Regions from separate parts of the Homo sapiens genome. Here region 1 is linked to region 2. Evidence: chromatin loops called from intact Hi-C (ENCODE). Cell type or tissue: MCF 10A. All regions are shown on one strand. Links, peaks and the distances in the headings refer to the core of each region. The heading gives the core; the rest is flanking DNA. Region 1 has its middle 510 kb from the start of LINC01362. Region 2 has its middle 340 kb from the start of LINC01362.

The links. Peaks named below come from ENCODE experiments on the same cell type or tissue, not always from the same donor. Only the 100,000 strongest peaks of a DNase experiment are listed, where the experiment ranks them.
Region 1: it touches region 2 in a loop (2.3-fold over the local background); 2 of 110 quality-filtered maps call a loop at or near these places.

The regions. Positions count from the first base shown.
Region 1 is chr1:82,386,064-82,391,457 of GRCh38, reverse strand. No RefSeq gene overlaps it. Among named protein-coding and RNA genes, the nearest start is that of LINC01362, 510 kb to the left of the region's middle. In MCF 10A, for the core only: no CTCF peak of the experiment used is centred there; a DNase peak (open chromatin) is centred at 2,567.
Region 2 is chr1:82,563,393-82,568,786 of GRCh38, reverse strand. No RefSeq gene overlaps it. Among named protein-coding and RNA genes, the nearest start is that of LINC01362, 340 kb to the left of the region's middle. In MCF 10A, for the core only: no CTCF peak of the experiment used is centred there; DNase peaks (open chromatin) are centred at 3,046 and 3,396.

The sequences.
Region 1 (5,394 bases), core at 222-5,221, 180 kb after region 2:
GACCATTTCTCATTTTCCTCAAAGTGTATCTCTCTTTGTTTGCAAATGTTTCTTCTCACTCTCCCATGAAAACTTTTCTCTCAACACCCTCCACACTTCTCTACCCCATCCTCTTTTTTGGGCCACTTCACTCCCACTCTCCTGTCTGGTCCTTGTACCCTTGGGCTGCCTCCAGGTTCATATATTGCCCCACCTCACCTTTTTTTTTTTTTTGCCCTACACAATAATTCAACCTTCTCCTGACTTTCCCATATGAACTCTCATCTATTGCTCAGCAAAACATTGGTTCTTCCTCTACAACCAATTTCTTTAAAAAGTACAAAAGGAAGACAATGTAAATATTTACCATTTGATGCTTTCCTTGTTCCAAGTTAAAGAGATAAAGAAAAAAAGAATAGAAGTTATATGAAAAATAAATGGAAAATAGGAGAGAGAAATGTTAAGTCTGATACATGTAAAATAACAAAGGTGAAATCACTGATTAAAGACCCATGGACAGAGAAATTTTAAAGCAGCCTTACAAGCCTAGGGATTTGCCTCTGTGAAATCAAAAAAGGGAAGGAAAACAATCAGATATCATAGCAGCCAACATGCCTTTCCCCCAACCCCTCCGCAGGACATTGCTTTCCCAGCAGGGGAGTCTCTCTCCTGTATTAGCCTCTCAGAATCACTGTTCACAATCAATCTCTATTGAGCAGGGACATTTCAGTCTACTGAGTGAATCTTTGAAAACCTACTAAAGAAAATCTCTAAAGAGGGACTTACTGCAGCACAGCAACCCTGCCAATGGCAAAGAAAGGTCACAGGCCTCCCACAGGACAGAAACCCACCACCAAAGCCTCTGGTGATCTTTTCATTCCTTCTGCCAGCTACTGAGGGCATCAGATTGGTTCAGGAAAGCTAGTGGAAAGAATGATTTAAAAAATTTACAAAGATCCTAGCATATCAAGAATGGTAAAGCAAAAAAAAAAGGACTGATTTACACTCCCACCAACAGTGTAAAAGTGTTCCTATTTCTCCACGTCCTCTCCAGCATCTGTTGTTTCCTGACTTTTTAATGATCACCATTCTAACTGGTGTGAGACGGTATCTCATTGTGATTTTGATTTGCATTTCTCTAATGATCAGTGATAATGAGCTTTTTTTCATATGTTTGTTGGCTGCAAAAATTAGTTCAACTATTGTGGAAGACAGTGTGACAATTCCTCAAGGATCTGGAACTAGAAATACCATTTGACCCAGCAATTTCATTACTGGGTATATACTCAAAGGATTATAAATCATTCTACTATAAAGACACATGCACACATATGTTTATTGTGGCACTATTCACAATAGCAAAGACTTGGAACCAACCCGAATGTCCATCAATAATAGACCGGATAAAGAAAATGTGGCACATATGTACCATGGAATACTATGCAGCCATAAAAAAGGATGAGTTCATGTCCTTTGCAGGGACATGGATGAAGCTGGAAACCATCATTCTTAGCAAACTAACACAGGAACAGAAAACCAAACACTGGATGTTCTCACTCATAAGTGGGAGTTGAACAATGAGAACACTTGGACACAGGGAGAGGAACATCACACACCGGGGCCTGTCAGGGAGTGTGGGGCTAGGGAAGGGATAGCATTAGGAGAAATGCCTAATATACGTGATGGGTTGAGGGTGCAGCAAACCACCATGGCACATGTATACCTATGTAACAAACCTGCATGTTCTGCCCATGTACCCCAGAACCTAAAGTATAATAAAAGGAAAAAAAAGGAATGCTACTAAGGTTTTGCAGGAGAGTTGTATTTAATGCTGCAGAAGTGGCAAGATGGTAGATGATTGCCTTCATCTGCTGGTGAGAACAGGGATGGTATGGGAGCAGGATGGTTGCTTGTGAGCATTGCGCTTGGGCAGGCTGAAAAGAAAATGAAGCTGTCACTGGGAAGATCTCATCCTGTTCTAAATCAAAGAGAGAAGAGTAGACTGACAGTTGATAATAAAGATACTGGCAGATTGAAGTTTGTTAAATACACAGAGACAACTTATTAGGAATCTCCAGTAGGTTGGGGAGAGTTGAGAATGAACTGACTTTTGAAGACACAGAAGGGCACAATTATAACTAGTGAATGAATGTAAAATTGAGGGTGGGAAAGGGAATAAATAAATAAATGTATTAATCAGGGTGCTCCAGATATATGGACATTCCCTGATTCAACCAAGTTGACATGTAAAATTAATTCTCACAATAAACAAACAAATAAATCAATGAAGCTAAAACCATATCAGAAACAGATACAATTCATTGAAGAAAGACGCTACGTTGAAGATGTTTCCATGAAATTCCCAAATACTAGCAGACACTTCCGACTGCAGTAACATCTCAAAGGTGAGTAATTATGGAATTTAATTAAAACTTGCAGTCCACACACAAGGAAAAAAAGTGTAGTAAGAAAGATGAAATTAAGTAAATGGTATTTTCAAATAGTTCTGAGGCCTCTCAAAATTTCATGAGCAACAGAATCACCTCAAGAGTGAGCTTGTCAGAGCACAGATTTCTGGGCTCCATGCCAAGGGATTCTGATTCAGTTGGATTGCGGTGAGGCCTAAGAATTTGCACTTCTAACACCCTCACAGGTGATACACATGCTGTTAGTCTATGGACCACACTTTGAATAGCACTGATGTAAAATATGTAACTGTATCATGGACACTTAGGTTTCACAAATGTCACATTTAGGTTTCAGATTTGTCACAAGCAATCAGTCACCAGGGGCCTGAATTTTATAGCATCTCGCTGAGATATCTCACATCAACCTCAATCTCTGCAACACCTCAATTTCCCTTTATGTGTGGCATTAAGATAGCCATCCTTAATTTTCTGGAAAGTTTTGATAATTAGGTACACTCTTAATTGTGGGTGAGCCCCTAATTATACAATTAAGGTTTTAAGCCTTTTGAAATTCTAATATGGAGAGTGCTTTCATACACGCGCCTTTCTTCTTATTTTTTAAACCCTTGTAATAGCAACCAAATCCAACAGAAGCTATTTTGCAATCTATAGCCAATTCACACTTGCCCCAGATAGTAATTATAGAAAACTTATGACTTTTATGTTTGTAAAGGCTGAAGTTTTTGAAGAAATAAGCAGCTTTCAAATGTCAAGCACTCAACACAGCCTCCTCCAGTAAAGAGGTTGCTGCAGCTGCGTCTAAGGAAGGATAGGAGAGTTTCTGATATTAGAAGGAGGATTTACGCTGACCAGGCTTGAATTGACCCATGGGGCAAGAGCCATTTGTTCAGTTGGCTTTTTCTGCAAGAGGGAGAACACTGACCATGTTTTTACCAGGGCCTTTTTGTTCTCTAGTCTAACCCTGTTTCTGGACACTTATCTAAGGGAAAGCAAGTGGATAACAAAAAGGGCACATGAAAGCACTCCCTATATTAGGATTTCAAAAGTTTTAAACCTTAATTGTATAATTAGGAGCCTCATCTACAATTAAGAATGCGCCTAATTATCAAAATTTGCTAGAAAATTGAGGATGGCTATCTTAATGCCACATAAAGGAAAATTAATTTTTTCCTTATTTCTCTCTATTTTTTCATAAGTGTATTGAAAGTTTATTATTTCAAAAGAAACTTCATTACCAGATGCATCTTGTATTTTGAAAAAAAAAGACCATACTAATATGATATTAAAAATACTAAATTAACTAGTATTGACAATAAAAAGACTAAGTAGATTCATCTCCCCTTTCCTCTTCAGTTGCCGTGTTTCTCCTCTTGCTTTGCCTTTCTTTTCCATTTTCCTTTCCCATCTCTTTTCTCTTCTATCTTCCTCCCGATAAAGGGACATTACATGATTCAAGTTAAAACTCATCATGATCATCATCATAAATTGATACAACATCATTAAGTGCAATCATGTAACATTATCATCATCATTATCTTGGGCGGCTGGAGAGGCCAAACATGTTCCTCCCTTCCTCTCTTCCTTTCCCACAGCTTCTAAGATAAGAGGATCTTTATTCTTATAGTCCCCTTCCCTGTTCATAAATATAAAAGTAATTTTCTCTCTTTCCCTTTTCCCCAGCACTGTATAGACTGCCAATGTCATTTCTGTTGTTTCTTCCCTTTATGCATTTTACCAGCAATTATTTACAGCTCTTTAACTGAAGATAAATTGGCAAGGAAAGCTGGCATTGGACAAGGTTTTAGATTTCACTCAATGGTGTAAAGATGTGGAAATGGCTTCCTGTGAAGTACCAATGCAGTAGATTGTCCTATTAACTATTTAAGTGAGCACGCAAGATTATTACTTCAAAGCTCCATCTACTGCAATTATTCCTAAGTATGCCTTCACTAAAAAGATCGTGGTTGTGATATCTAAGGGTCATTTCCAAGTTAAAATCATGCCTCTCTTTCCATAGTAAAATAAAATGTCAACATAGTCACAGCTCACAGAAGGAGGGGGCGTGTGCACACAGTCATCTCAGGGTTACAGCTCATGTCAAGAGATCTTCTCTTAGATAAATAACTGGTGTTGCTTCAAACATCGTTTTATTTTCTAATTGGTAGCACATACTTCTTTGCTGGATAAATGTAATGGACTAGGTATGGCATCATCCTTAATTAATTGGTGTGCTAGCTACTTAAGAGGGCACATACCACTTGTGTTATTAAACAGTGTCATGTCAGATTTAATGGATGTCATTATGGGGGTTCCTCAGGGATCAATCCTTGGACCATTGTTATTTATGATCTTTATAAATGAGCTGACAAGGCAGGGTTCTGAGTGTTGTGTGTATCTTTATGCTGATGATACACTCCTGGGCGGGTGTGCTCAGTCACTGAGGGAACTTTGAAACTGCCTTGTTCAGGGATTCCTTAGATGGAAATTGAATTGTTTCAAATAAGGCAAAGCCAAACACTTGAGCATTTTGTGTAGAAACTCTCCAAAATACTGTGCATGCAAAGATAAAAATTAAATGCCTAGGCATTTCTGTGGTCAGAGTGATTTCAGAGAAAATGCTTATTGTTGGCAAACATGTTTACATTTAAGTCACACAAAGCAAATTGTATTCAGAGATAACTCAGAATAATTTTGATGCTGAAAATTGAGACACGTTTCTGCTATGTGAGAAGAGGTAGCAAGGGAACCTAGGTGATTTTAGCTTAGATTTTGCCTTTTCCTAAGGCTGTCTCCTGACCTCCCCAGGCTACGTGAGGTGAGCTTCCTATGTGATCTCTTGTACCTTGTGCTCGCTTTTCTATCCTTTCATTAGATTTTCAGCTTTTTCAAGGAGGACCACGTTTTTAGCTCTGCAGTCCCAGAGCCTCACCCATCACAGGATTCTCTAACTACAAAGAAAATGTTTATGGAATGTAGTGTATCAGTC
Region 2 (5,394 bases), core at 151-5,150:
ATCATGAGTAACTTAAATATCTGATGGTCAGAAGACTTGACTTTCTCAGCCTAAACATGTCTACGTCTCAAGAGGACAGCAGGGTTGGAGAGATAAACCTGTTTTGTGTGTGTGTGTGTTGCTTGTTATTTGGGGGGCATAAGGTTGGGGATGTTTCTGACACACCAAATAATTTATGCAATGTTTGCAAACTGAAGGTCAATTCATTCTTCAGACAGCAAACAATATACACTGCTTTCTGTTTTTGTTGTTGTTAACAGTTCCTGCCAATAACCTGATTCCTGGGTAATTAGGGACTGAAAAGGTAATCAGGATTCAAGTGTGCTGAAGTTCACAATTGGGATTTGTGCTTAAAAGCCCTAGAAACTTAGAGAGAAACCCCCTCTGCATCCTTTAAAATGGTCTAAAAGTCTAATCACCAACCTGAGAGAGTGGATACTGCAGCTCCTTTGAGTCTGGCAGTTACAGAGAAGACCCCAAGAAGACCCTTCAAGCTTCTAAGTAAATAAAGTTACTTTCATTGTCAGTTTTAATAGGATCTGGAACCTACCCAAATGTGACTGAAATCTAAGTGTCCTTTGCACGTCCTAAATATATCCTAAATATATCGTGTAAAATCCATCCCTAAACACCAATCTACTGTTTATTTGCCAGTTAATAGTTTATTTCCTTTAGCCATGGAAAACAGGCTGTGTTTCTTTTCCATCATTATACACCAGGGTTAAAGTAACTTAGTAATATTTTAAAGGGGAAAATAAAAAGTAATGAGGCAACTCCTTGAAATTTGTGGTTTCAGTCCAAATGGTCCTATCGAATTTCATTTATTGAGGAGATGGAGTGCTACAAAATTTCTAGAAAAGTTATACTTATTGATACTTTAATCATTACATGATCAGGATCAATAAGCCTTAGTCAGTTTTCCAGCCATCACAAATGGTCCCATGGACATTCTCCTACTACGACAGCTAGACGAATAATCAGTACATTCATCAGTAACCCAGTTAACAACTGGCTCATTTAACTTTTTTGTACTTTTGTCCTTGTCCCCAAAAAGGATAAAGGGAAATAGTATTTGGTCAAGCCCTGATAAATCAATAACTTAATGCAGTTAGTTACACTTACTTAGTGCAGTTAATATTAAAAGCTTGTAAGAGTTTCCTTGTATTTACTTCTTTATTCCCACATCAGCCGTTCCAGAACATTCTCATTTTCCACATGAAAGCCACAGGAGCCATTTCACAGCACAGACCCAACAAACTGAACACCAGAAGATTAAGTGGCTAAGCTGCCTAGCATTGCTTGTTTAGCTTTGCCCACAGGATTTGAATTTGCACTACACTGTTGAACATCCTAAAATAATTTAACCACATCCCAAACACTGCATAAAGAAAGTCTGTTCCATTTCTCGCCTCTTTAGATTGCACGTCCAGAGCAATTTCTCCCAAATTAAATGCCATTTGGTTTGCATTAGAATAATCAGGATAACTGCAAACATTAATAAGTCTGCAATAATAGCAAAGTTATTTTCTTTTCTAAATAGTGCTACACATACCTACGAAAGCTTTTCCGTCCTGTTTTTTCTCCTTTATTTTAAAAATAGATCCATCTCTGTAATCTTGTTGAGTGTTGCGATTCGCACCCTGGTTTTATGATGATGTGAATTTTAATATAAACACAGGTGTAAAGGAAAGCAAAAGAAGCAGCCTACTAAAACAAGTTTTCCATTTGCATGTTTGGCCTGGGTCATTCCAAGCATCCATGCATGCATTCACTCATTTATTCATGTATTTGAAAAGCATTTATTGAGAGTCTATAATGTATCGGAGTTGGTAGTGGGGCTGGAAATAAAAGAAGAATGAGAGAGAGGCATGGTCCTTATTATTAAGGGGCACAAGGCTAGTGTGAAGAATGTGAGCAGTTAATAGCTCATAACAAGGAGTATATGATTAGAATGATACACTAAATGGTGCAAAGTCTCATTGAATATATTTTTCTAAAGAAAGGCAGTTGTATTCAGAGCATAGGGCAGAGGACTAACCATCTGCTCATACATTCACCCTAAAGGTATATATATTAAGCTTTATTTGGGATCATGTTGGCATTAAATGGAGATCATTATAAAGTTATTTTGGTGACCTGCTATAGCACATAAAGGTGGGAAAATTGAGGCACAGAGCACTTATCTGGCTTACCCCACAGCAGAACTAGAAATCTGCAGCTAATTGGTAAATTTGGTAATTAATATAAAATGAGAATTTTCACCTGATATAATCCATACAATAGTATCAGGTATAGTGGCTTTATCATTAAATGATGCATATAATTTAGTTATATATACTAAAATAAATTGAAGGATGTCTTAAAAATGAGAAAGACAGCTATTACTAATATCAGTAATTAGCCTCAAAGGGAGAAATCTAGATAGAACAAGAACATATTCTAAGGAGCTATTAATAGATCCTTAAGGTCCCTTCAAATCCAGAAACATGTTTAATTCAGTATTTTCATATATATTAAATAGAGTATTGATAATAGATGTTACAAATCTTAAAAATAAGATTGTTCTATTTATATATTTTTCAAGAAATAGCACAACCTTGCTAGAACCACTACATTTTTTCTTTATGTGTTTCATATATTTCAACTTTATTTAAAAGATTACTATAAAAATTGCTAACTTCTTATTTTACATCTTTTATTCCAATTCCTATATAAAGTTTCGTGCAAGAAGCAAATGCTTAAAAATATTTAACATGGTATGGTGATATTTAAATTCTCCTTTACTTTTCTAAGTAGGTACCCAGACAAAGAGTATTATTCTTCCCCATCCACTTCATTTTTTAGAGTTTTCCGGTAAATTCATCAGTTTACTACTTGAACCTGCATACCAAGACTTCTTTTCAAAGTTAACAATTGTGATTTCTAACATCAGAGCAGTGTTTTTGTTTCTGCTGTGCTTCTTTGATATTGGCAAGAATAAGTTCAAAAGAATGCGATGAAGCCTTCATTAAGGGACTATGTTACTCATAGACTCTGGGAAGGCAGCCAGGGGAATCAATTGGTGAAACATTCAAAGCAAAACGTGTGCCACCCTCTTTTACATTCTCACATATGCCAAAGCTGACTGCTGAGGCGTTGAACTAAAGATCCTTGTCCTAGTCTTTGAGGTGTTCGATTTCTCTTATTTCCTCAGACCTGAATACCTGTTTTTATTACATTGCTTTCAGCGTGATATGTTATGATGTTCTGAGATTTCACTTCAAGGCATTGGCAGGTTTCTTTTACATCTGTGCATTTAGTAATCACGGAATGGTACTGGAGAAGAAGCTGCAGGGCAGGCCATGTGATAAAAATTGCAAGGATACTTCTACCCACCAGAGGACACTGGGCCTGGAGATGTTCTTTGCATGAGTCAAAGCAGGGCAGGAAGTTCATTCTCTTGGGATGTGAAATGCTGACTTTCTCTTTGTTATTAGGATATAAGCCAAGCTAAGAAGAACAAGGACTCTGTGAAAGGAAAGTCACCTGTTTCTCTGGCCCAAGTGTTCGCCTGTCAATCTGCTGTTCCAGATCCAGACTATAAAGAGTGAAGGGGGCGGGGAGAAGGAGAAAAGAAGCAGCAAATTGTCTTGCCCAGAGATTGTTTGGATTAGCTAATAAAATCTGCTAAGCTTCTGAAAATCCCTATCAAAAATCAGGCAATTAATTTTATCTCCATTTCTAATCAAGAGCAGCCAACATGAGTTTTCAGAGCAAAGACAGAGACTGTGATTTGGTAATGTCATTTGGGTAATCACAGTTTTATACTATAAACTTTGAAGTCTTTACAAAGTTTAAAGAATCAGGGATTGTTGCATAAAAACCACAGAATAAAATAACTATATTTATCAATCTAATATAAAATACTAACTTAAAAAGTCATGGCTTGCTGCACTTCATAAACTACTTGTTTACACTATATTCCCATTTACCATAAATTCCTTGTGCATGTTTTCATATACATGTATTTAAGATTTCCTAAAAGATAATGTTGCCTTATCAAGATTCTCTAAAAATGGGTGTAAAGTTGTAAGATCATCAAAGTTTTAGAGCTCTTAAGAGCTTTGAAGGTAATTTAATCATATCTTCTCATTTTATAAAATAAGCAATGGAGACCAGAAATAACAAATATTTTGTTCAATATTACAAAGCTCACTAACAGAGACAGGCTTTTCTGGTTCCCAGGACTTTCAAGACACCACACTGCAGCCAAAGAACATTGTAGCTGGCAGCGCTTTCCAGATGAAATCCAGTTCTTGCAAGTTAACCTTTATTCGTCCAATAAAGACTACAATTTTCAAACAAGGTTTGAAATAGTACTGTAGTTTTTATTGGATGAATAACCACTGAAATAAGTTTACATAGTATTTAATCATTATATATAGTTATTTATATAAATAATGTAATTATATATGAATAATATATATTTAATAAAGTACAGTGCTCAGTGGGTTAAAATAAAGATTGCTAGTTACAACAAATAAGTTTTCATAGGATATTAAAATAATTGTCAGTTTAGAACTCACTGTTCTCCAATAAAATAAATACAAGTAATGAATTTGAGAAAACATAGTGTTTTACAGATGAATAAAAAAATGCATTTGAAATGCTAACATATTATTTCCTTTTTTCAACCAAAGAGATCTTTTCAAATGTTCAGTTACAATTCTTTCAACAGTGAATATAAATTTTATAGATTTGAGTTTTAGCGTCTTTCTAATGTGGTTGACCGTTGAACACTAGATTGACGTATTCAGTGGTCACATAGACATCAGTTGGAATAATGATATAACAATAACAAGCACGTTTTCTTGAGAAATACTTTAAAAAGTAAATTATATACTGAACCACAAAATGAAAAATGGGGAGATATAAATGCTCTTTAAACTGTTTTTATAAACATACTGAAATGTAGACAGAAACGTGTAAAGCCGGAAATAGAGCAAAATGTGTTTTCAGGTGGCACTATAAAGAAAGAGATGAAATAAAAATGGGAGGCAAAAGATGTATGTTCTACATATAGCAGTGAACTTGAAACCAAAACTGCAAATTTGTATAAAGAGTTCAAAATAAGGGACATAGTCAGTGAACCAGAAAAACAGAACAAGGCAAATGAATATTATTTTATATGTGATTAAAATGATTACATGAGAAAGTTGAATATGAGAAGGAAAACAGTTTTTGACTTAATGATGAAAGCTATCAAGAAGCAGAGAAAATGATGAATAATGTGATGAGATGGGCCATTTTAATTAAATTTTCAAAGCATAAGTTAATCAAAAACTATATAGGCCAAATAAAAAAAAATAGAAAATGGATGGCAAGCTAAGATGTGAAGTGGGGAATAAGAAGAGA